2 separate regions of the Homo sapiens genome follow, and region 2 is linked to region 1. Evidence: read pairs that join two places in POLR2A ChIA-PET (ENCODE). Cell type or tissue: A673. All regions are shown on one strand. Links, peaks and the distances in the headings refer to the core of each region. The heading gives the core; the rest is flanking DNA. Region 1 overlaps ZC3H12D (zinc finger CCCH-type containing 12D). Region 2 overlaps PPIL4 (peptidylprolyl isomerase like 4).

Evidence for each region. ChIA-PET counts read pairs that join two places held together with the same protein. Peaks named below come from ENCODE experiments on the same cell type or tissue, not always from the same donor. Only the 100,000 strongest peaks of a DNase experiment are listed, where the experiment ranks them.
Region 2: POLR2A ChIA-PET joins it to region 1 with 11 read pairs; 13 of 35 experiments call an interaction of 5 or more read pairs at or near these places.

What each region holds. Positions count from the first base shown.
Region 1 is chr6:149,436,671-149,449,008 of GRCh38, reverse strand. ZC3H12D (zinc finger CCCH-type containing 12D) reads left to right here. Exons shown (of 6, transcript NM_207360.3): 6 at 1-2,214. Among named protein-coding and RNA genes, the nearest start is that of ZC3H12D, 42 kb to the left of the region's middle. RefSeq lists an enhancer at 7,455-8,369. In A673, for the core only: no CTCF peak of the experiment used is centred there; no DNase peak of the experiment used is centred there.
Region 2 is chr6:149,492,215-149,504,552 of GRCh38, reverse strand. PPIL4 (peptidylprolyl isomerase like 4) reads left to right here. Exons shown (of 13, transcript NM_139126.4): 13 at 1-58. It also overlaps the pseudogene LOC729496. Among named protein-coding and RNA genes, the nearest start is that of ZC3H12D, 13 kb to the right of the region's middle. RefSeq lists enhancers at 7,565-7,784, 7,353-7,853. In A673, for the core only: no CTCF peak of the experiment used is centred there; a DNase peak (open chromatin) is centred at 5,312.

The DNA of each region.
Region 1 (12,338 bases), core at 4,855-7,354:
GTTCACTAGAGGGCTTGGTAGCTTGGCAGTTTGGGGAAAGCGGGAGGCACTTCCCAGGGGAAGACCAGAGAAGACCAGCCCCCAGCCCCACAAACTTCCTGCAGCCTGCTGGTGCAGAGGGAACTCTTGCCAGTTTACTACCAGATTTCATGAGATGTTGGCAGGCCTGGGGGGCACCTCAGGGAGAGTGCGTTCCCAGCCCTTTCATTCATGGTAAATGACACCCCTGGGGCATACAGTGATGTTAGGTTTTTCTCTGAAACTTCTTTGATCTTTTAAAACCAGATTCTTAGCATGGATTGAGCCAGATCTGTTCCTTACCCCCTTTTTCCAAAGAGGACGGTGCACCCACAATTTTACCATAACATATTGGGATCTCAGGCCTGAAGATGACCCATTCTTTGTAAATAAGTTGGATTTTCCTCATAATATGTGTGGGTTTTTTTGGTGGGGGAGGAGGGGGCAGGGTTCCGCTCTGTCATCTGTCACCCAGGCTGGAGTGCAGTAGTGCAATCAGGGCTCACTGCAGCTTTGACTTCCCAGGCTCAAGCAATCCTTGTGCCTCAGCCTCCTGAGTAGCTGGGACTACAGTTGTGCCACCACGTCCAGCTAATTTTTTCTATTTTTTGTAAAGACCCAAAGCGTTGGGATTACAGGCATGAGCCACCTCAACGGGCCTTTATTTTTTTTATTTTAATTTTTATTATTATTATTTTTGAAACGGAGTCTCGCTCTGTCACCCAGGCTGGAGTGCAGTGGCGCAATCTTGGCTCACTACATGCTCCACTGCCTCCCAGGTTCATGCCATTCTCCTGCCTCAGCCTCCCAAGTAGCTGGGACTACAGGCGCCCGCCACCACATCTGGCTAACTTTTTGTATTTTTAGTAGAGATGGGGTTTCACCGTGTTAGCCAGGATGGTCTCGATCTCCTGACCTTGTGATCCCCGCCTCAGCCTCCCAAAGTGCTGGGATTATAGGCGTGAGCCACCGCGCCTGGCCCCGGGCCTTTATTTTTATTTTTAACCTTTTGACAAGACACGCTTTCTATTAGAGCTGCTTTTTGTCTCCCTGGTTCGATTTCCTGATGTAGAATCATTGTGTTGCTGATTTTTCAGTTGAAAATGTTTAAACTGCTTCCTTTGAGAACAAGTTTGAGTTTTAGTAAGCTGTAAAGCTGTTTTATTTGATTCACTGTGAATAAGACAAGTACAAAAAAAAAAGTGAAAACACAGCACATTTCAAGTGTAATCCCCTTTGGAATTTTTCCAAAGTCTTAGTATATGTCTTTGTGACAGAAAAACATAGATGGGACAGGTAAATGAAATGTTCCTAGTTGCATAGCTGTTAACCATGCTTCAAAAATAAATCATTTTTTACCACACCTGGATTCTTTATTGTCAAATTGTCTATTAGTTTCTCCTACTGGCTTTCCCCTAGATTGGTCTGTTCTGTTAAAAATTGTGGGTTTAGACTGGGCACGATGGCTCATGTCTGTAATCCCAGCACTTTGGTGGGCTTCATGAGTTCAGGAGTTCGAGACCAGCCTGGTCAACCTGGTGAGACCCTGTCTCTACTAAAAATACAAAAATTAGCTGGGTCCGTGGTGGGGCACACCTGTAATCCCAGTTGCTCGGGAGGCTGAGGCAGGAGAATCACCTTGAACCCAGGAGGCAGAGGTTGTAGTGAGCTGAGACTGTGCCACTGCGCTCTGCACTCCAGCCTGAGCGACAGAGTGAGACTCTGTCTCAAAAAACAAAAAAAAGTAGGCGTGAAGAAGACTGAGGTTGTGGCCAGTCTCAGCAGCCGCAGTTCTGTGTTGTTCCACCTGGGGGGATGTGAGGGGCTCAAATCCACCTTTTCCAGGAGAAGCAGTGAGGCCATGGCAAGGACCTCCCTTTGCTGGATGTGCAGCAGGCAGTTCCCAAGGACACAGGCTGCTTGCCCATTTCCTAGACTTCTAAAATCCTCATTATAGAACTATGAAGCCATCTCATAGAAGCTGCTCTTCTTGTTCAAACATGCAGCAGAGCTCTCCTCGACTGATCAAACCAGAGGCTGTTGCCATCTTGGGTTTGCCCTGAGGCAGCCTTCCCAGAGGCCTCTGGAAGGGGGTTTGGGGTAGAACTGTAGAATGTCAGGGGTTGAGGAGTAGAAGCAAGACAAGCCACTCTAATTGGCATTCTTCCAAATAAAATGGATCCAGCTTTGGTTTGACATTGAGCTCAGCTGAGGAGCCATGCCCCAGCTGCGGCTGGCATGGACACAGCTCAGATGAGGCCACAGAGGCTGTGGGCTTCCGGGGAAAAAGTCCATCTATGGGGTGGGGTGGGGAGAATACCGTAGAAGTCAGGGATGGGGGGAGGGAGGCATTAAGGTAAAGAAGATACAAGCTAGGAGTGATCGGGAGTGGGGTTCTGGGAACTGGAGCAATTCCTTGGAATCACAGATCCCACCAGGAGGGATTGCACAGAGCCGGGACCAGCGGCATAATCTGTGGGACTCTATGCAAAATCAAACTGCAAGGTTCCCTGTTCAAAATGTGTAACAATTTCAAGATGTCGGCAGAGCATGAAACCAAACATGGGTTCCTTCGAAGCGTAGGGCCCTGTGCGATGGCACAGGTCACATGCCCAGGAATCTAGCCCCCCATGGAGTTACCCAAAACACAAGCAAGAGAACATTCTCAGTGCCGAGAGTATGTTCAGAACAAAACATTGACTGAAAGAAGTCAGAGGCCAAGATGCATGTGCTTCATAGCTAGAAAAGGCCATGGCGTCGGAGCAGGTGCTGGTCCCCCAGCCTCTACCTGAGGGTTTGCTTGCTGCAGCCACCTGAGGACTAAGTGGGGCTCCCTTGGCTTTCCCTGGAAGGGGCTAAAGGGGAGAAGTCAAGGGGCTTGGGCAAATCACACTCTGGATTGTCCACTTCCAAATGAGTGAGAGATGTCAGTCTGGGTAGCTCTAGAATTATACGTGTTTGTATTAGCCAAAGTTCTTGGCTACAAGTATGATTCACAAAACCAAATGGCAGGAGGCCGGGGGTAGAAGGCAGCTGCTGAGTTGACCGGAATTAGGGCCTCAAAACCGTGTCAGGACTCTCGTCTGTTTCCTTCTGCACCTGTTTCCTTCTGTTTATTCTCTCCTTCCAAGGTTTTTCCTGCACAATGAGAGCCATTCTCGTGGCCGGCTTAAGCACGCATCTTTCCAACTAAAGGACTCAAGGAGACAGCCTCAGAAAGATCCTGGGGAAGGATTCTGATTGGCCTGGCTTGGGTCACGTGCACATCCCTGGACCAATCACTGTGGGATAAGGAAGTACTACAGTTGGTCCAGCCTGGATCTCAGGCCCACCTCTGGCTTGTCACCTCATAGCTGAACCCACATGGTTGGTGGTGGCTGGGGAGAGGGAGATGAGCAGTGCCCTCAAAGAAGGGGGGACACTGTTTAAGCAGACAACACACATGCCCACAGCAATGTGCAAACCTGGGCACTGCACCAAGGCTCGGGATGGCCCTGCCCTCCTCCGCCCTCTACCCTGGTCCTATTTGAGAAAGCGGCAGCTGTGTTAGGAAAACGCTTGTGTCTGCCCATCCATAGACAACACGGTCTCCTGTGGGAGGAAGGTGGAAGGGCCGCTGCCACAGAGCCAGAGGTATCATCAGGTTAGTCTCGCCAATGCTGGGACTGTGGCCAGAGGAGCCCTGCTGTGGCATACCACCAAAAACCCCTGTCGGGGAGGAAGAGGCTCTGCAGAGTCAGAAGGTGACCTTGTTCCTTTGACTCACTTCTGAACAGATGCCCTCTAAGCTCAAGAAGCTCCTGGAATCACAGCAGCTCAGCCTAGCAGCTGGTGGCTGGGCTGAAAATGGGGGCTGGGGCCTGACCCAGCTGGGTAATTAATTTGTCCTGAGTTCCTGGGGACAGCTCTCTGTCCTCACGGAGGGATGACACACCTATCCCAATGCCCAGAAACAGGAAAGGTGCTGGGTAAATAAACAGAAAGGCAAACAGGCCCAGCGCTCAGAAGCCAGCTGAACACTGTGCTTATTAACTGGCTGGCTGACATGGACTGACTGACAGTGATGGGCTGGCTGGCTGACATTGATTCATTGACACTGTCTGACCAACTGACTGACAGTGACTGGCTGACTGACACTGATTGACAGACTGACACTGACAGACTAATGGATGAACACTGATTGACCAACTAGCTGACAGACACAATGATTGGCCAACTCACATTGGCTGACGGACACTGGCTGATGGACACTGGCTGACTGAAACACTGGGTGGCTGACACTGGGTGACACACTGGCTGACTGACACTGCCTGACTGACACTGGCTGAGACTGGCTGACTGACACACTGGCTGACACATGGGCTGGCTGACACTGGCTGGCTGACACACTGGCTGACATTGGCTGACAGTGGCTGACACACTGGCTGACTGACACTGGCTGACTGACACACTGGCTGACTAACACTGGCTGACACTGGCTGGCTGACACACTGGCTGACATTGGCTGACAGTGGCTGACACACTGGCTGACTGACACTGGGTGACTGACACTGGCTGACACTGGCTGACTGACACACTGGCTGACTAACACTGGCTGACACTGGCTGGCTGACACACTGGCTGACATTGGCTGACAGTGGCTGACACACTGGCTGACTGACACTGGGTGACTGACACTGGCTGACACTGGCTGACTGACACACTGGCTGACTAACACTGGCTGACACTGGCTGGCTGACACACTGGCTGACATTGGCTGACAGTGGCTGACACACTGGCTGACTGACACTGGGTGGCTGACACTGGCTGACTGACACACTGGCTGACTAACACTGGCTGACTGACACACTGGCTGACTGACACACTGGCTGAGTGGCACTAGCTGATGAGGCTGAAGTGTGGCCAGGACCTGTGGCTGGCTGTTGAGAGTGATTACTCAAATAGAATTAGCAAATCACAATGGTTTTGACTGTATCTGCAGTCAGTCTTACTCCTGAATATAACATATAACATATGTGTGATGACGCCAAGCCAGATTAAGCCTCCAAAGTTAGGTTCACAGAGGGCATTCCTGAATGAGGCAGTTACAGAAACATTTCCCCCAGAAAGAAGCCTGGGAAGCACAGGAAGCGGTAGAGGTTCCTCCCCTGACAGGGGTGATTTCCCTGTCTGGCTCCTTGCTGTCTCTCGGAGGCTGTCTCCAGCTCTCAGTTCTTCAGAGCTCCGACTTCACAGCAATCACCCCCCTGCAGTCCTCTGGGCTCTGTGTTTTGCTCCATCACGACCCCTTTCCTCTCCCACTCTTCTCCATCTGTTACCTCCATGCCCCTCAAATCTCCCCATCCTTCAGAGCCCTCCCCTTGAACCTTCCTCCAGGGCATCTGCCCAGGCCATTCCAGTGCCAGGAGCCCTCGTTATTCTCAGATTGCTTCAAAGCTGTCCTTTCAGGGCAGAACTGGTCCACTCTGCTCCACGGCACCCTGCCAACAGTTTTGCTTTGAACGGTTACTTGTTGTGCATTATTGAACTCTTCCCTTACATGTAGGCTGGACTTCCCAGCTGGGCCACACACACTTGGAGGGTTGGGATTCTGTCTCAACCTTGTTCCTGCATCAGCCCTGAGGCCAGTCAGTCAGGACAAGCTCAGAAACAACGCAGGGCTGAATCCCGGTGGGCAAGCCATTGAGTTGGTTATTGGTTTGTGATGGATGCCCATTGTAGGTTGGCTGGGGCTTACATGCAGAGACCTGGGTGGACGCAGTTTCTGTCTCCAGCCTCACAGTGAGTTACCTCCAGGAAAGAGAATGTTCAGAAATGTGCACTGGACCCTGAAGCTTCTGCCCAGATATCATTGCTGCTTCCGGTTCATTGGCCCAAACAAGTCACATGGCAACACCTAGGGACAAGAAAGCATGATCCCACTGTCTGCACATGGTCGACATATTTGGAGAATAGCACTCATGACAATTTGCCTGTGGAGGCCTAGAGAGAAATACTTGCTGATTGAAAATCCTGAAGGAAAGAATGAGTTAAATGAAGCATGGGACATCCACTTAATGGAATACCATAGGGCATTAAAATGATACTGCAGAACGATGCTCATGAGCTAGAAAGTGTTGAGCATGTATAGTGAAGCAAAGAAGTAGGTTATAAAAAAGAATGTCCCGGCCGGGCACAGTGGCTCATGCCTGTAATCCCAGCACTTTGGGAGGCCGAGGCGGGCAGATCATCTGAGGTTGGGAGTTTGAGACCAGCCTGACCAACATGGAGAAACCCTGTCTCTACTAAAAATACAAACATTAGCTGGGCGTGGTGGCTCATGCCTGTAATCCCAGCTACTCAGAAGGCTGAGGCAGGAGAATCGCTTGAACCTGGGAGGCAGAGTTTGCAGTGAGCCGAGATCGTACCACTGCACTCCAGCCTGGGCAACAAGAGGGAAACTCCATTTCAAAAAGAAAAGAAAAGAAAAGAAAAGAAAAGAAAAGAAAAGAAAAGAAAAGAAAAGAAAAGAATGTGCTATATAATCTTTTTTTTATTAAAAATGCTTATTATAGGAAAATACCCAGGGAATTCACTAAAAGATCATCAGAATATATCTCGATAGTGGGATTATGGTTACAGGTGATCCTCTCCCCATTTTGGTTTCTATTTTTCTAAATCTCTGTATTTAATAACTTTGGGTAACATGAAAAAAAAAATTTGCCAAACAATGCTGTATTTAAAAGTATAACATACACATTCATTATTCAGAAAATTCAGTCATCTTTATAAAAAATTATTGTACAGAATGTAGCCATTGTAAAATTCAGGGATCTTGCAGTGACATCTGATAATACCAATGGGGGTCCCTTCAGGCCGTTTTCCACACATACATGCATGTGTGCATTTTTCATGGAAAGAAAATCCTCGTGGGCCAGATCCCTGGCTAGCCCCGGGGCTGTCAGACCTGAACCCATGTGCATAGTCCAGGTGAGCAGCTCACCTGGATGCGCTGCTAGAAAATCCCGTGCGGGCCCTGGCTCCTGGGCCGGGGAGTGAAGGATCTTGGGAGGCTCCTCTGGGAAGCTGCCCACCTGCAGGCTGCAGTGGCTGTTGGGGGAAGACCTGTCAGTCTGCAGCACCCAAGGCCACGAACACTGTCCTGGGTCTGGCATTAGGGACTGTGCTCTCGCCAGTGCAAGGAGGCAGCCCTCACTGTGGGTGCTTAGCTCTGGGGGCCTCATGGTCTGGTCTCTTGGGAGAGAAGGAGGAAGATTTTCCTGTTCTCTGTTTGAGCTCTTTGAGTTGATTCGGCTCCAGGGAATTTTTTTGGCCCAGTCGTTTTCAAAATAGCTCTTCATGATCTGTTTGTGGCAAAGGCAGTAGATTTATGGCGTTGCTGACCTTTGATTTGTTGTCAAAGCTCTGCCTGGGGTCGTGGGGAGGTTTTCCTTTGCTTATTTACCCAGAGTGATTTAGGAACCTCAGTGGCAAGAGGTTTCCCATTTCTTCCACTGTAAGACCTGACCGCATGGCCTCTGCCATCAGGGTTCATACCCTGGGAGAGGCTCAGCCTCATACTTCATACAGAATGGCAGCTATCCTTTGGATGCCCTGGGCCATGTCATTCGTATTCCTTGGCCCACAATCCTTGTTGAGAATCCCCCGAGAGAGTCCCCAGAGCTGCGTGTCTCACTCTGCCCTGCCACCCGCTGCCTGGCCTCTTCCCACCTCCTTTTGGGCTCCTGGCCCTTCACAGCTGAGGGGCTGAGGAAGAGCGGATGAATTATTATAATTCTGATGAGTCAGCCTCCTTCCAGAGTCTGTGAGTGCAGCTGGGGCCTGCAGCACCTGTGGGCAGCTGGGCTGGTGTGCAAGGAAGGAGGGCTCGTGGGGTAGGTTAGCGACACTGAGCAATCCTGGGCCTTGTTCTTTGGGCCTGTAGGTGAGGGCTGTGTACTTTTGTGTGTGGCTTTGTCTGTTCACGGCGGGATAGAGTCTGGAGGAAACTCAGAGGTCCTGAGTGGACGCCTGTCCCGGAGGCTGAGTCACTTGCTGAAGGCACAGGGGGAGCTGGTGGCCCTGGGGCCTTTGTGTCAGTTTAGGGATTTCTACAAAAATATCCTGGTTCATTCATTCATTTATCCAGCACGATATGTGAGGCCCCTGCTATGTGCCCTCTGTTCTAGGACCTGGGGAAAGTCCTGCTGTCACAGAGCTCACCTTCTGGTTCAAAACAAAGCTCGGGTTCATTGTGCACATTCCTTCTACCCTGTTTCTGAATCACCCCGGGATGCTCACAACAGCCTTTGGGATGTGCGCCATTAATTCCATCTCATAGAAGAGAAAACTGAGGTGCTGGAAGCAACTTGCCAAAGGTCGGTTTTGTATTATCTTTATGGTTACTTAGGCTAAAAAGAATTCGGTGTAAAGAGTAGTATGAATGCATTTATAAATAACTCTAGGGGCTGGGTGTGGTGGCTCACGTCGGTAATCTCAACACTTTGGGAGGTAGAGGCGGACAGATCACCTGAGGTCAGGAGTTCGAGACCAGCCTGACCAACATGGAGAAACCCTGTCTCTACTAAAAATGCAAAATTAGCCGGGTGTGGTGGCACATGCCTGTAATCCCAGCTACTTGGGAGGCTGAGGCAGGAGAATCTGTTGAATCTGGGAGGCGGAGGTTGCAGTGAGCCAAGATTGTGCCGTTGCACTTCCCCCTGGGCAACAGGAGCAAAACTCCGTCTCAAAAAAAAAAAAAAAAAAATCTCTAATCTGCATGAAAGATTGGTTGGTTAGCATTTGAAGGCCCCTAATAGGGGTTTCTCTCTCCAGAGGAGGGACCTTAGGAGCCTAATAATTGTTACAGAAATAGATGCTAGAATCTTGTTAATGAGCAGAAACGACATGAGAAATAATTTTTCATTGTTGAAAAGGGGGATGTTCAAAATATGTGCTTAGCTGGCGCAGGCCTCAGACCTACACACAAACCTGTGAAGGTCTGCCAGTAGTGCTTTGGTCTCTTTCTTTTGCTGGCAGAATGAACTGAGGCTGGGCTAGATGGGGGAAAAGCAAGGGGTTGGTGGACTGGGATTCCAGGCTGCTTTTCAGCTTCTGAGCTGCCTCTTCCCACTGACCTCAGCAAAACAAGATATAATTAACCCCAAATCCCACCCCCACCCAGCTTGAATCAGGAAGAGATAGAAATCTTGAACAGACCAGTAAAAAGCAGTGACATTGAATGAGTAATAAAAAATCTCCCAACATTAAAAAGCCCAGGACCCAGTGAAATCACAGCCGAATCCTACTAGACATTCCAAGAAGAATTGCTACCAATCCTACAGAAACAATTCCAAAAGATCAAGGAGGAAACCCTCCCTAACTCATTCGATGAAGCCAATATCACCCTGATAACAAAGCCAGGAAAGAACATAACAAACAAACAAACAAAACTACAGACACTATCTTTGATGAACACAGATACAAGAATCCTCAACAAAGTTCTAGAAAAGTGAATCCAACAGCACATCAAAAAGATAATTTACCATGATCAAGTGGGTTCCATCCCAGGGCCCTGGGATAGTTCAACATATGCAAGTCAATAAGTGTGATTCACCACATAAACAGAATGAAAAACAAAACCATATGATGATTATCTCAACAGATGCAGAAAAAGTATTCCATAAAATTCAGCATCACTTTATGATAAAAACCCTCAACAAACTGGGCACAGAAGGAACATAGCTCAAAATAATAAATGCCACATACAACAAACCCACAGCCAACATCATTCTGAATGGGGAAAAGTTGAAAACATTCCCCCAAAGAACTGGAACAAGACCTGGATGCCCACGTTCACTACTTCTATTCAACACAGTACTGAAAGTCCTAGCCAGAGAAATCTGGCAAGAGAAAGAAATAAAGGGCCTCCAGATTGTAAAAGAGGAAGTCAAACTATCTCTGTTTGCCATGATATGACCTTATACCTAGAAAACCCCAAAGACTCATCCAAAAGACACCTAGATTTGATAAACGAATTCAGTAGAGTCTCAGGTTATAAAACCAATGCACACAAATGAGTGGCACTGCTATACACCAGCAATGAACAAGTTGAGAGTCAAATCAAGAACTCCACTCGTTTTATAATAGCTACCAAAAAGGCCGGGCACGGTGGCTCATGCTTGTAATCCCAGCACTTTGGGAGGCTGAGGCAGGTGGATCACCTGAGGTCAGGAGTTCGAGACCAGCATGAACAACATGGAGAAACCACATTCTACTAAAAACACAAAATTAGCTGGGCATGGTGGCACATACCTGTAATCCCAGCTACTGCAGAGGCTGAGGCAGGAGAATCCCTTGAACCAGGGAGGCAGAGGTTGCAGTGAGCCAAGGTTGTGCCATTGCACTCCAGCCTGGGGCAAGAAGAGCAAAACTATGTCTCAAAAAAACAAAACAAAAACAAAAACAAAAACAAAAACAAAACAAAACAAAACCTAGGAATATACTTAACCAAGGAGATGAAAGTTCTCTACAAAGAGACCTATGAAAGAAAGTAGATGAAAGAAATCATAGATGACATAACCAAATGGAAAAACGTCCCATGCTCATGGGTTAGAAGAATCAATATTGTGAAAATGATCATACTGCCCAAAGCAATCTCTAGATTCAGTGCAATTCCTATCAAAATACCAAGGTCATTTTCCACAGAATTAGAAAAGCCCTCAACCTAAAATTCACACGGAACCAAAAAGAGCCCATATAGCCAAAGCAATCCTAAGCAAAAAGAACAAATCTGGAACAAAAGAGCAATCCTAAGCAAAAAGAACAAATCACTACCCAAGTTCAAATTATATATTACAAGACTATAGTTGCTAAAACAGCATGGTACTGATACAGAAATAGACACATAGACCAATGCAACAGAATAGAGAACCCAGAAATAAAGCCAAATACTTACATCCAACTAATCTTCAAAAAGCACACAAAAACACAAACTGGGGAAAGGATATTCTATTCAGTAAATGCTGCTGGGAAAATTGGATTGCTGCCTTTAGAAGAATGAAACTGGATCCCCATCTCTCACTGTATACAGAAATCAACTCAAGATAGATACAATACTTAAATCTAAGACCTGCAACCATAAAAATTCTAGAAGAAAACCTAGGAAAAAGTCTTCTGGACAGGCCTAGGCAAAGAATTTATGACTAAGACCCCAAAAGCAAATGCAGCAACAACAACAACAAAAATAAATGGGACCTAATTAAACTAAAAAGCTGCACAACAAAAGAAATTATCAACAGAGTAAACAGACAACCTACAGAATGGGAGAAAATATTTGCAAACTATGCCTCTGATAAAGCACTAATATCCAGAATCTACAAGGAACTAAAATAAATCCGCAAGAAAACAACCCAAATAATCACATTACAAAAGTAGGCAAATGGCATGAACAGACATTTCTCAAAAAAGATCTGCAAATGACCAACAAATGTATGAAAAAATGTTCAATGTCACTAATCATCAGGGAAATGCAAATTAAAACCACAATGTAATACCACTTTACCCCAGCCAGAATAGCCATTACCAAAAAGTCAAAAAACGATAGATGTTGGCACTAATGTGGTAGAAAAAGAATGCCCACATCCTGCTGGTGGGAATGTAAATTAACACAACCTCTAAGGAAAGCAGTATAGAGATTTCTCAAATAACTAAAAGAAGATCTACCATTCAATCCAGCAATTCCACTCCTGCGTATCTACCGAAAGGAAATTCAGTCATTAAATACTAATAAAAAGAAGACATCTGCACGCGTATGTTTATTGCAGCACAATTTACAATTGCAGACATATGGAGTCAACCTGAGTGCCCATCAACTGATGAGTGGATAAAAAAATGTGGTGTCTGGCCGGAAGTGGTAGCTCAGCGGTGGCTCACACCTGTAATCCCAGCACTTTGGGAGGCCGAGGTGGGTGGATCACTTGTAGAGGCCTTGTAGAGGCCAGGAGTTCAAGACCAGCCTGGGCAACATGGTGAAACCCCGTCTCTACTAAAAATGCAAAAAATAGCTGGGCATGGTAGTGCTGGGCATGATGTGATAACAGCACTGTCCTCGGCTACGGGAGCTCCGTGACCCCGGGCCCCGGCACCTCAGGGCTGTCGTTAAGCTCCTCGCAGAGTAAGTCGAGGGGGCACGGTTGTCCCACCTACAGAGGGCACTTTGCTGGCACTAATCTCAGTGTGGCTGTGAGTCCAGGCAGGCTTGTGGCTGTTTTCAGCCCATGCTGGGGGTTGTGGCCCACGACAGTGCTGTTATCACCTCAAAGGCTGTGACAGTGGCTGCC
Region 2 (12,338 bases), core at 4,151-6,650, 56 kb before region 1:
TTCCTGGCTGCTTTTAAGGTTTTCTGTCACTGGTTGTAAGAAGTTTGATTATGATGTGCTTGCTGTAGTTTTTTTTTCACGTTTCTGCTGCTGCAGCTATTTTACCTGTGGGTTTATGGTTTTCATAGAATTTGGAAATTGGGGGGCATTTTTTCTTCTGTTATGGTTTTCTCTCTGCTCCTCTCATGCTTCTCCTGGGGCTCTGATGACTTGGATGTACGTTAGGCCCCTCAGAATTTTCTCCCAGTGTGCTGATTCTGTGCAGCTTTTTAAAAAGCCTTTTTCTCTCTGTGTTTCATGTTGGGTACTTTCCAGTGCTGTGTCCTCATTGTTTATTAATCTTTCTGTCTAAAGTATCTAATTTCCTTTTAATCGTATCCAGGTATTTTTCACCTCCGACATATTTTTAGTCTTTAGAATTTCTGTCTGGGTCTTTATCTCCCATGTGTCTCCTTCACATGCTCATGCCTTCCTCTATTTTTTTTTTTTTCAACATCTGGAGTGTATTGATAATAGCTCTTTCAGTGTGCTTGCCCATTCTGTCATCTGCATCATTTCTGGTCTGTTTCTATTGATTGATTCCCACCCTACCCCAACCCCCACCCTGCCCATATTGGATTGTAACTTCCTTCATTACATGCCTGGTAATTTCTGTTTTTAATATTGGGTGCTGGAGTTCTTTTAAGTATCTTGAACTCTGTTTGGGGACATAAAGTTACTTGGAAACAATCCGATCATTTTATAGCTTGCTTTTAAGCTTAATAAGACAGGACTGGGACAGCCTTTAGTTTAGGGCTAATTTGACCCACTACGAAGGTAATACCGTTCTGAATAATCTTCCTGGTTACACGGTTTCTGCATTCTGTCTGTTGGGAACATGAAATATTCTGAACCCTATTGAGCTCCCAGTTGTATCTCCTGTTCCTTACCTCACATGCATACACTGCTTGGTGTTTAGCTGAAGACTTAAGGGAAACCCAATATTCTGCCCTGCAAATCTTACCTTGGCTCCCCTAAATTCTCTACCCAGGGAGGTTCCCTTCCCTAGCCTTAGTGCCACAGCTTAGAAACCCCATGTAGAAGCTTGCGCAATTATAGGGCTTTCTTTGTTTTCCATCTCTCAGGAGTCACTGTCCTGCACTGGCTTTTGTCTAACATCTGAAAAACTTCCTTGTATACATTTTATATAGGTTTTAATTTAAGGTGGAGAAGGTAAATCGTGCCTCTGCTACTCCATTTTGACTAGAGTGGAAGTTAACTTTGTATTTCCTAAATGTTAATGAGGCTGAGCATCTTTTCCCATGTTTATTATTCATTCCTTATTGCTCTCTGAAAAGCTTGTTTCATGTCTTTTGCCCATTTATATAGTAGTAGATTGTTGTCTTTTTATACTTAATAGATTGTGGATACTAAGAATAAGTTAAGGAGTGCTGTCTCTCTCTCCTTCCCTCTGTCTGTTCTCTTGGAAGAAAAGAAAAACATTTAAATTAATCTGTTCCTTAAAAGCTGGATAGAGCTTGCCTATAAAATTGTCTGAACTTTGCATTTTTTTGTGAGAAAATTTCTTAACTATTGATTAGGTTTCAAAAATTATAGAATTATTAGCCTTTCTATTTCTTTAATGTTAGTCATTTTTATTACATTTTTCTGGGAATTTGTTTTCATTGACGTTTTTATTTTTTGATAGCATTGCGCATAGTTTAGCTAGATTTTTCTATCCTGCTTTGTTGATGAATGTCCTTATGTTTTAGTGTGTCTCATAAACAGCATATAGCTAGATGATGATGATGATGATTATTATTACTATTTTGAGACGGAGTCTCACTCTGTCACCCAGGCTGGAGTGCAGTGGCGCAATCTCAGCTTACTGCAACCTCCACCTCCTGGGTTCAAGCGATTCTACTGCCTCAGCCTCCTGAGTAGCTGGGACTACAGGTGCTTGCCACCAGGCCTGGCTAATTTTTTTTTCTTTTTTTTAGTAACAGGGTTTTCACCATATTGGCCAGGCTGGTCTGGAACTCCTGACCTTCTGATCTGCCCACCTCAGCCTCCCAAAGTGCTGGGGTTACAGGTATGAGCCACTGCACCCGGCCAATTATTTTTAAATCTAATCTGAACTTTAACTGGTTAGTTGAGTGCATTTTTATGTGTACTGATGTATTTGCATTTATTCCTTACCACCTTATTTTGTGCTTTTTATGTTTTTTTCTTCCACTCTTTTTTTTTCTTTTGGAATCAAAAATGTTTTTTAATTCCACCCTCACCCCTCTGCCCCCTCTTCTTTGTTTTGGGGGAATTTCCTTGGAATATTACATCCGTACTTAAAAAGTATAATGTTATATCTTTATCTTCCTCTCTAATTGAGAGTCTTGGAACTCTCCAAGTCACCCCTCTTGCAACTTTCGTGTTAAAATCATTCAGTATTTTAGTTATAGCTTGTGATTTTTCACCTTAAAATTAGACCTTGAGCTGGACTCAGTGGTGCACACCTGTAGTTCTGGCTCCTGAATGGCTGAGGCCGGAGGATCCCTTGAGGCCAGGAGTTAGAGGCTGCAGTGCACTGCGATTGTGCCTGTGACTAGCCTCTGTACTCCAGCCTGGGCAACATAGTGAGACACCATCTGTTAGAAAAAAAATTAGACCTTGTGATTATTACTGTTTTTGTACAGATAATTGTTGGTTTAGATTTACTTTATATGTTAGAAGTGTTTGTTTATTCATTATTATTCTCACATCTCAGACCTTTCACCTAGGATAATTTTCCTTCTTTCTGAAGCACATCTTTTGATGTTCCTCTAGTGACATCTGTTGATGGCAAACTCTTAGTTTACATTTATCAAAAGTATTTTCAATTCATTCTATAAAGTTGATTTTATATGTACATAATTCTAAGTTGAGGTGTGTCTTTTTTTCCCCCAGTACTTTGAAGAATTAGTCTACTATCTTTTTACTTTTGTTACTACTGGGGAGAAATCTTTTGTCATTCCAAATGTCATTCTTTTGGATATAATGTGACTTTTCTTTCTGATTGCTTTTTTGCTGTGGTTAAACTTTCAATTTTGAAATCAGTTGTAGATTGGCATGCAATCATAAGAAATAATACAGAGAGAACCTGTGTACCCTTTGCCTAGTTTCTTCCAGTGATACCATCTTGTAAGATTCTAGTATGGTATCACAACCAAGATGCTGACATGGACACAGTGGAGATACAGAAAATTTCCATCACTACAAGGACCCCTCTTGCTGTCCTTTTATAGCCACGTCTACTTCCCTGCCACTTCTGTTTTCTCCTTCACCTCTGTCAACCACTGATATGTTCTCCATTCCTATAATTATGTCATTTCAAGGATTTTATATAAGTGGAATTCTGTATTATGTAGCCTTTTGGGGAGCCACTCATAATCCGGAAATACATAATCCCAAATGCCATGATCATGAAGGTTGAAACCCTGATAATCATAATCCCAAATATGTAATTCTGGAAAGAATAATTTTAAAAACCTTTAAAAGATATTTATTTACATTTTGTTTGTTTGTTTGTTTTGAGATGGAGTCTTACTCTGTTGCCCAGGCTGTAGTGCAGTGGCACAGTCTCAGCTCACTGCAACATCTACCTCCCAGGTTCGAGTGATTCTCCTGCCTCAGCCTCCCAAGTAGCTGGGACTACAGGTGTGCGCCACCATGCCCGGCTAATTTTTGTATTTTTAGTAGAGATGGGGTTTCACCATGTTGGCCAGGCTGGTCTCAAACCCCTGACTTCAGGTTATTAACTTTTTTTTTTTTTTTTTTTTTTTTGAGATGGAGTCTTGCTCTGTCACCCAGGCTGGAGTGCAGTGGCACGATCTTGGCTCACTGCAAGCTCTGCCTCCCGGGTTCACGCCATTCTCCTGCCTCAGCCTCCCGAGTAGCTGGGACTACAGGCACCCGCCACCATGCCCAGCTAATTTTTTTTGTATTTTTAGTAGAGACGGGGTTTCACTGTGTTAGCCAGGATGGTCTCGATCTCCTGACCTCGTGATCTGCCTGCTTCAGCCTCCCAAAGTGCTGGGATTACAGGCATGAGCCACTGCACCTGGCTGATTATTCACATTTTTAAAAGAGGATTTGAGAAATACAAACACAGGCCACTTTACACAATAAAATAGGCAACAATAACATACGTATGTTTGCAAGCATAAGCAGTTCTCAGCTCTACTAATGACAGTCACATGGGTATGACAGTTATGAACAGATGAGTGGTATTTATAAAGAAATAGGTCAAAAAGGGAAATGTATCAATGCATAGCCCTGTGGTTGGTAATTGTGTATGCTCAGCTTTATAACTGCAGTCATTTGAAATACTTTAAGAACAACCAGTGTCTTCCACTGGCTTCACTCAGATGCTAATCTCTGGAAACACTTGCACAGACACACTCAAAACACTAATAAGTTTCTAGGTGTTCCTTAATCCAATCAACTTGACACCTAAAATTAAGTCCCAAAGAACACCTCTTATCAACTCAGCACCCATACATACCTCCTTAAACCGTACTTAATTTCCAAATAAAGACAATGAGAAAGTTGTAGTTCTACCTATCATGATGCCAGTATCCTCTGATTGTGATTTTTGGGATTTTAGACATTATGGATTTTAGATTAGGCATTTTGATCTTTTGGGATTTCACCATTCAGGATTAAGGTGTTCGAGATTGTGTCTTACAGGATTATAAACCAAATCCCTTTTTGGGATTGGGTTTGTTTTGCCCCAGTCAGCCTTATTCTTCAGAGATTCTTCCAGTTTGTTGCTGTATCAATAGTTCACTTTTATTTTATTTTGTTTTATTTATTTATTTGGGATGGAGTCTCGTTGCCCAGGCTGGAGTGCAGTGGCGCCATCTCAGCTCACTGCAGCCTCTGCCTCCTGGGTTCAAGCAATTCTTCTGCCTCGGTCTCCCTAGTAGCTGGGATTACAGGCGCACACCACTATGCCTGGCTAATTTTTGTATTTTTAGTAGAGACGGAGTGTCGCCATGTTGGCCAGGCTGGTCTCGAACTCCTGACCTCAGGTGATCCACCCGCCTCAGCCTCCCAAAGTGCTAGGATTACAGGTGTGAGCCACTGTACCTGGCCAATAGTTCACTTTTATTGTTGAGTAGTATTTCATGGTATGAATATACTGTAGTTTGTTTAACCATTCACCCATTGAAGGACATCTGGGTTGTTTACAGTTTGGGACCGTAATGAGTAAAGCTGCTGTTAGTTTCTTTGTGAACACAGTCTTCATTTCTTCTGGATAACTGCCCAGTAGTGCAGTTGTTAGGTCATATGATAATTGCATATTTAAAGAAACTGCTGAACTGTTTTCCTGGGTGAGTCAGACTGCTTTACATTCCCACCAAGAACATATGGGCGATCCACTTCATCCGCATTCTCAACAACATTTAGTTGTGTCTCTGTGTTTTATTTTAGGCATTCTGGTAGGTATATAGTGATAGATATATAACTTACTCTGGTTTTAATTTTTATTTCTTTAATTGGTAATGTTGTTGAGTATCTTTTCATGTACTCATTTTGCCATCTGCATATCCTGTTAGGTGAAATGTTACTTTATATCTAATTGGATTTTTAGGTTTTTTTTTATTTTTGAGTTTTGAGAGTTCTTTATGTATTCTACATACTAGTTCTTTGTCAGATATGTTGCTTGCAGCTGTTTCCTCCCAATATATAGCTTGTCTTTCTTTTTTTTTCTTTTTTAAGACAGTCTCGCTCTGTCACTCAGGCTGGAGTACAGTGGTGAGATCACAGTTCACTGCAGCCTCAACCTCCAGGGCTCAAGCAATCCTCCCACCTCAGCCTCTTAGTAGCTGGGACTACAGGTGCCTGCCACCACAGCCAGCTAATTTTTTTTTTTTATTATTAGTGGAAACGAGGTCCCTATGTTGCCCAGGCTGGTCTCAAACTCCTGGTCTCAAGCAGTTCTCCCGCTTTGGCCTCCCAAAATGCTGGGATTACAGGTATGAGTCACCATGCCTAGCCTCCAATGTATGGCCTGTCTTTTAATAGAGTTTTGTAGAGTACAAGATTTTAATTTTTCTGCAGTTTATCAGTTTTTCCTTTTATGGATTGTGCTTTTGGTGTCAAAAGTAAGAACTCTGCCGAGCACTAGCTTCCGAAATTTTTCTCATACTTTTAATTTTTTTAAAAAAATTCTCTAGTTTTACATTTAAGTCTGTGATCCATTTTGAGATTTTTTTTTTTTTTTTTTTGACTTATGAACATCCACTTGTACTGGGACTATTTGTTGAAAAAGGTCTCTGGCTGCTTTTAAGGTTTACCTTTGTCTTCGGTATTCTAGAATATTCCACTATAATGTGTCTAGATAGGGATTTCCTTTATCTTTCTTGTTATATCCTGTGTCTGATGGCTTAATGTTTTTTATTATTCTGGAAACTTCTCTGCCATTTTTTCTTCAAATAGTCTCTCTCCACATTCTATCTATTATTTCCTTTTGTAATCTTAGTCAGTTTTATGTAAGGCTTTCTCCTCTTGTTCTTTGTATCTTAACTCATATTATCCAGATAGTTTATTCTGAATAATTGTTTCAGGTCTATATTCCAGGTCACCCACTCTTTTTCACATAAGCCCAGTCTCTTATTTAACCCATCCACTGAATTTTTAATTTCAGTAATTTTTTGTTTTTGGAGTTCTGTTTGATTCTTTCTTGAATTTTCCTGGTTATTTTTGATTTTCTGTTGTTCTTTGCTCATTTATTTCCACTCTGTTTTATTTACATAATTATATTGTTTCTGATAATTCCAGTATCTTAATTTCTTAAGAATTAAAAAAGTTTTCCTGCTGACCCTTGTGCGTACTGGCTTATTTCCTTGTGTGTTTCAGATTTTTTTCCCCTTAAATTGGGAGGACATACTTTGGGACTCCTAAGGTACCTAAAATGAAGATGCTTTTCTCCAGAGAGGATGCATATTTACCTTTCAGACTCCAGGTGATGCAATCACTTGGGGCCACTTTCATTTGTGGCTTGGAATTTCCATGTGCAAGCATAATGTATTTTTGAACCCTAGACCTTGATGAAAGTTGACAAAGTATCAGGGAAAACATATCTAGCATTAAGATCTCCCATCTATACCCCCATCATTGCAGAACTGGGTAAAACGCAGGTGTTGTTTTTTTGTTTTTTGTTTTTTTGAGATGGAGTCTTGCTCTGTCACCCAGGCTGGAGTGCAGTGGTGCGATCTCAGCTCATTGCAACCTCCGCCTCCACCTCCCGGGTTCAAGCGATTCTCCTGCCTCAGCCTCCTGAGTAGCTGGGACTACAGGTGCCTGCCACCACGCCTGGCTAATTTTTGTGTTTTTAGTAGAGATGGGGTTTCACCATATTGGCCAGGCTGGTCTCGAACTCCTGACCTTGTGATCCGCCCGCCTCGGCCTCCCACAGTGCTGGAATTACAGCCGTGAGCCACCGTGCCCAGCCTTAGTGGTTTTTTTCCTAGCCCAGTCTTTCTCTGACGAACTTGTTTTAGGTGAGCTCTTCTATTATAGTCTCCTGGCTTCATGTGAAGATCTTAGGCTCAGCTTCCCAGTTCTCTTTTAGGTCCAAAGCCTTGTCTTTATAAATATCCCTCATCACTGTGACCTGAAGTCCTTAGTCCCCAGCTGTGCAGGCAAGGGCATCCTGGCTAGTGGCCTGTTTACCATTTTGTTAATATATTTGTGAGTCATGAGGAATTTCCCTGTCTTGCAGTCTCATCAGTGCATGTAAAAGTATGATTGCTGGCTGAGTGCAGTGGCTCACGCCTGTAATCCCAGCACTCTGGGAGGCCGAGATGGGCGGGTCACCTGAGATCAGGAGTTCAAGACCAGTCTGGCCAATATGGTGAAACCCTGTCTCTACTAAAAATACAAAAAATTAGCTGGGCGTGGTGGTGCATGCCTGCAATCTCAGCTACTCGGGACGCTGAGGCAGAAGAATTCCTTGAACCCGGGAGGCGGAGGTTGCAGTGAGCTGAGATCACACCATTGCACTTCAGCCTGGGCAACAAGAGTGAAACGCCATCTCTAAATAAATAAAGTATGATTGCTGTAATTTATCCAGCATGTGGATGTTGTATGGAGGAGGTGGGAGGGGGCGGTTACAATTCAGAATATCTAGTTCACCATACAGCTAAGAGCAGTTGTCTCCCTGCTATTGTACATAATTCTTAGCCATGAATAGAAAACATTTTAAATACATAAGAAACTATCACTCTGAATATAGAAAAATACATACTGTTCATACAGAAGATTCTAAAATGTAGTCTGAAAGAATGAATGCACAAGGGAGAAATGTTGGTTGCAGGTGATGGAGCAGTGAGAGGAAATAACCTCCTCACTCCCGAAGCTTGATTCAGTAGATCCAGTGGGAAAAACCAAAGTAGTAAAAATGTTTGAACCTATCATTGCAAGGCAAAACTCTCCTTAATTGCAAATGCTGCAATTAGGTATGAGAAACTGGTTTTAACAAAGATGTGTGTACAGAAACGTAGTGTTCATCACGTATCCTTGATTAGATGCAGCGCAGTCTTGGCTTCATGATACTACTACTAATCTACGGTAAAGTGGCCATGTTTCCTATTTCTTCTCTTTTGCTTCTCTAGGTTTTAGGTGAACTCTTAAAACCAGTCTCCATTTATATATTCTACTGGCTTTTGCTAACCTGTCCCCGCAACCCCTCCCCCGGAAAAAAGATTGAGTGAGCTGTTGGTAGTCAGATATTTTTTAAGTTAAAAAGCTGTTTGGGGCTGGGTGTGGTGGCTCACCTGTGATCCCAGCACTTTGGGAGGCTGAGGCAGGCGGATCACCTGAGGTCAGGAATTCGAAACCAACCTGGCCAACATCGTGAACCCCTGTCCCTACTAAAAACACAAAAATTAGCTGGGTGTGGTGGCAGGTGCCTGTAATCCCAGCTACTCAGGTGGCTGAGGCAGGAGAATTGCTTGAACCTGGGAGGCGGAGGTTGCAGTGAGCCGAGATCGTGCCATTGCACTCCAGCCTGGGTGACGAGTGGAACTGCATCTCAAAAACAAAAAATGAAACAAAACAAAACAAAACACCAAAACTATTTGGAGCCTAACATTTCTCAGTTATTATAACTTCACTGTAAGGTTTCAGCTTAATCTTTCTTACCAGTTGAATTTTCAAAGATTTTGATCAGAACTATTAAAGGCTAAATAAAAGAAACTTTAAATACACTCAGCAATCATACTTTTACAAGTGTCTTTTAATAAATTAGTTGCTTTTTAGTTACTGAAAAACATATTTCATCTTGGTTTTCTACTCATCATAAAAACATTTAATCTTAAGTTTGACATTTCTTACCCCATCTAGACTGAGTCACAAAGAATGCATAATAGCTAGTAAAATCGAAATCACAGGAACCTTACCTTTCAGTGGCTGTTGCTATGAAACCATGTTTTGATGGGAAATTTGAGAGAACCCTGGGCTTCCTGTTATTAAATGACAGATTGTGGAGATCCCCTTGATTTTCAAAACTCTTTTTTTTTTTTTTTCAAGACGGGGTCTTGCTCTTGTCACCCAGGCTGGAGTGCAATGGTACGATCTTGGCTTACCACAACCTCCGCCTCCCAGGTTCAAGTGATTCTCCTGCCTCAGCCTCCCAAGTAGCTTGAATTACAGGCACCTGCCATCATGCCCTGCTAATTTTTGTTATTTTTAGTAGAGACAGGGTTTCACCATGTTAGCCAGGCTGGTCTTGAACACCTGACCTCAAGTGATCTAAGAGCCTCAGCCTCCCAAAGTGCTGGGATTATAGGCATGAGCCACCACACCCAGCCCAGAACTCTTTTTAAAGCAAGTCATTTTAATTACTCTTCTGCTAATGGGAAAATCTATATTCTTACCTTATTTTACCCACATTCGACTACTAGTTAGGCTTAATTTTGCTAGGGGCACTGTCAAGAGTTAACAATTTTATGTTTTCGCCTCCTCTGCTATTCTTTGTTCATTGAATGGGCAGATGAGCAGGGTTTTTGAGTGATGTTTTTATGGGCAATTAAAAAGTTGTATTGGCTGGGCACGGTGGCTCATGCTTGTAATCTCAGCACTCTGGGAGGCTGAGGCACTGATCCACCTCAAGTGGATCACTTGAGGTCAGAGGTTTGAGATGAGCCTGGCCAACATGGTGAAACCCTGTCTCTACTACAAAAATTAGCCAGGTGTGGTGATGCACACCTGCAATCCCAGCTGTTTGGGAGGCTGAGGCAGGAGAATCACTTGAACCCAGGAGGCGGAGGCTGCAGGGAGCTGAGATCACGTCATTGCACTCCAGCCTGGGCAACAGAGCGAGACTCAGTCTCAAAAAAAAAAAAAAGTTGTATTGCTGTTATTTACTTAAATGAGTAGAGTACTAGGAAGCTGGACACACATAAAGGTTGCAAATACAGTATCATTCTAGCAAGAGAGTTTGTGTAGAAAGAGAAGTTAGGTAATGCTTCTTTGTTGCTATGAATCTACAACAAGACCAGTGACCTCTGGCTCCTGAAAAAGAGAAAAGTTTTGTTTGCTTGGTTTGGTGGAGAGAGCTGGGGAAACCTGAGTCAGGAACAAAGGCATATGAAGGTGGTAACGAGCCAGGTGCAGAGGGAGAGCAGGGCGGTGTCTGACTACTGCCGAGGCTGGGAAGGCAATGAGTGTCAGGAGGGAAGAGGAAATTGGGAAAGGGAGAGTCCCAAATGCAAAACTGAGAAGCTTGGATTTGCTTCGCCAGGCCCCAGAAAATAAGGAAGAAAGTGGCACTGGGATAGCTGAGAAAAGTTACTCTGGGCGTTGCATGTAGGACCTTTACCATGGGTTGGCACCACAGTCCTCACATGGCATTGAACACGATTTCATTCAATATCGATTCCACACATCACCCCAAATGCAGACGTATATCAAGCAGGCTTCCCAGAGGAGATGATGCAGACGCTGAGGACTTTGATATCTCTTCTGCATTTGATATCCAAGTTGGTGCAGTGCTAGAACGTAGAACAGGCACAACGACAACAACGTTAAAGTCATACAGTCTTTGTTACATAATCACTCATTTGTTATCACAGAAATAATACCAGTATCTTCAGCATGACCAGGGATGGATGTGGTTTTAGTAAACCTGATAGGGTGTAAGCAGGATCAGAATGGAGCCCACATGGTCGACCGTGGCCTGTGCTGCGTTCATGGGATGTGTAGCTGAGGGCTGACCTGGAAGCATCTTGGGCACAGGCTCTTTGTTGGATTCATGGCACAGGAGAGAGTGCCTCACATAGAGCAAGAAAGTAGCCTCGAAAGCACTGCAATCTCAGCAGGTGGCAGTGCACACTTTTAACTTCATGATAAGTGATGTTTCATTGTTGTATTGATCATTTTCTACTACTCACTTTCTAAGAACGCACAAAAAACACACACTCATGGTCTTTTCCCCTGGCATATGTTTACAGGAAATAACACGACAGGCATGACCATGATACATGCTTAATTTTTAGGTCTGTCCTAGATGTCCTTCTCACTGCACAACCCCAGCACAGGCAGGCACAGGCAACACTGCATCACATGCAGACAGCTGCCCCATGGCCTGCCAACCCATCCTCCAGGCTCAAGGCTTCACTCCATAGCTCTTTCACAGTCTTCTCATTAGACAGCGAGAATGTGCTTAGCTGTGAGTAAATGGTTATCACAACTAAGAGCTCTGAGGGAAAGTGTTTGTGGGCTTGAAGGGTGTATTAGTTTCCTAGGACCGTCACAACAAACTACCATAAGCAGGGTGACTTAAAACAAGGTTGGACATCGTGGCTTACACCTATAATCCCAGCACTTTGGGAGACCAAGGTGGGAGGATTGCTTGAGGCCAGGCCTTCGAGACCAGCCTGAGTAACATAAGAAAACCCCATGTCGGCCGGGCGCGGTGGCTCACGCTTGTAGTCCCAGCACTTTGGGAGGCCGAGGCGGGCTGATCACGAGGTCAGGAGATCGAGACCATCCTGGCTAACACGGTGAAACCCCGCCTCTACTAAAAATACAAAAACTTAGCCGGGCGTGGTGGCGGGCGCCTGTAGTCCCAGCTACTCGGGAGGCTGAGGCAGGAGAATGGCGTGAACCCGGGAGGCGGAGCTTGCAGTGAGCCGAGATCGTGCCACTGCACTCCAGCCTGGGCGACAGCGAGACTCCGTCTCAAAAAAAAAAAAAAAAAAGAAAAGAAAACCCCATGTCGATGACGCAGTTAGTTGGCTGCAATGGTGCCGGTGAGGCGGGCGGCGAAGTGGCGGCCTGGTGGTTTTGAGGTGCGTGGTGAAGGGGTTTCCACGTTC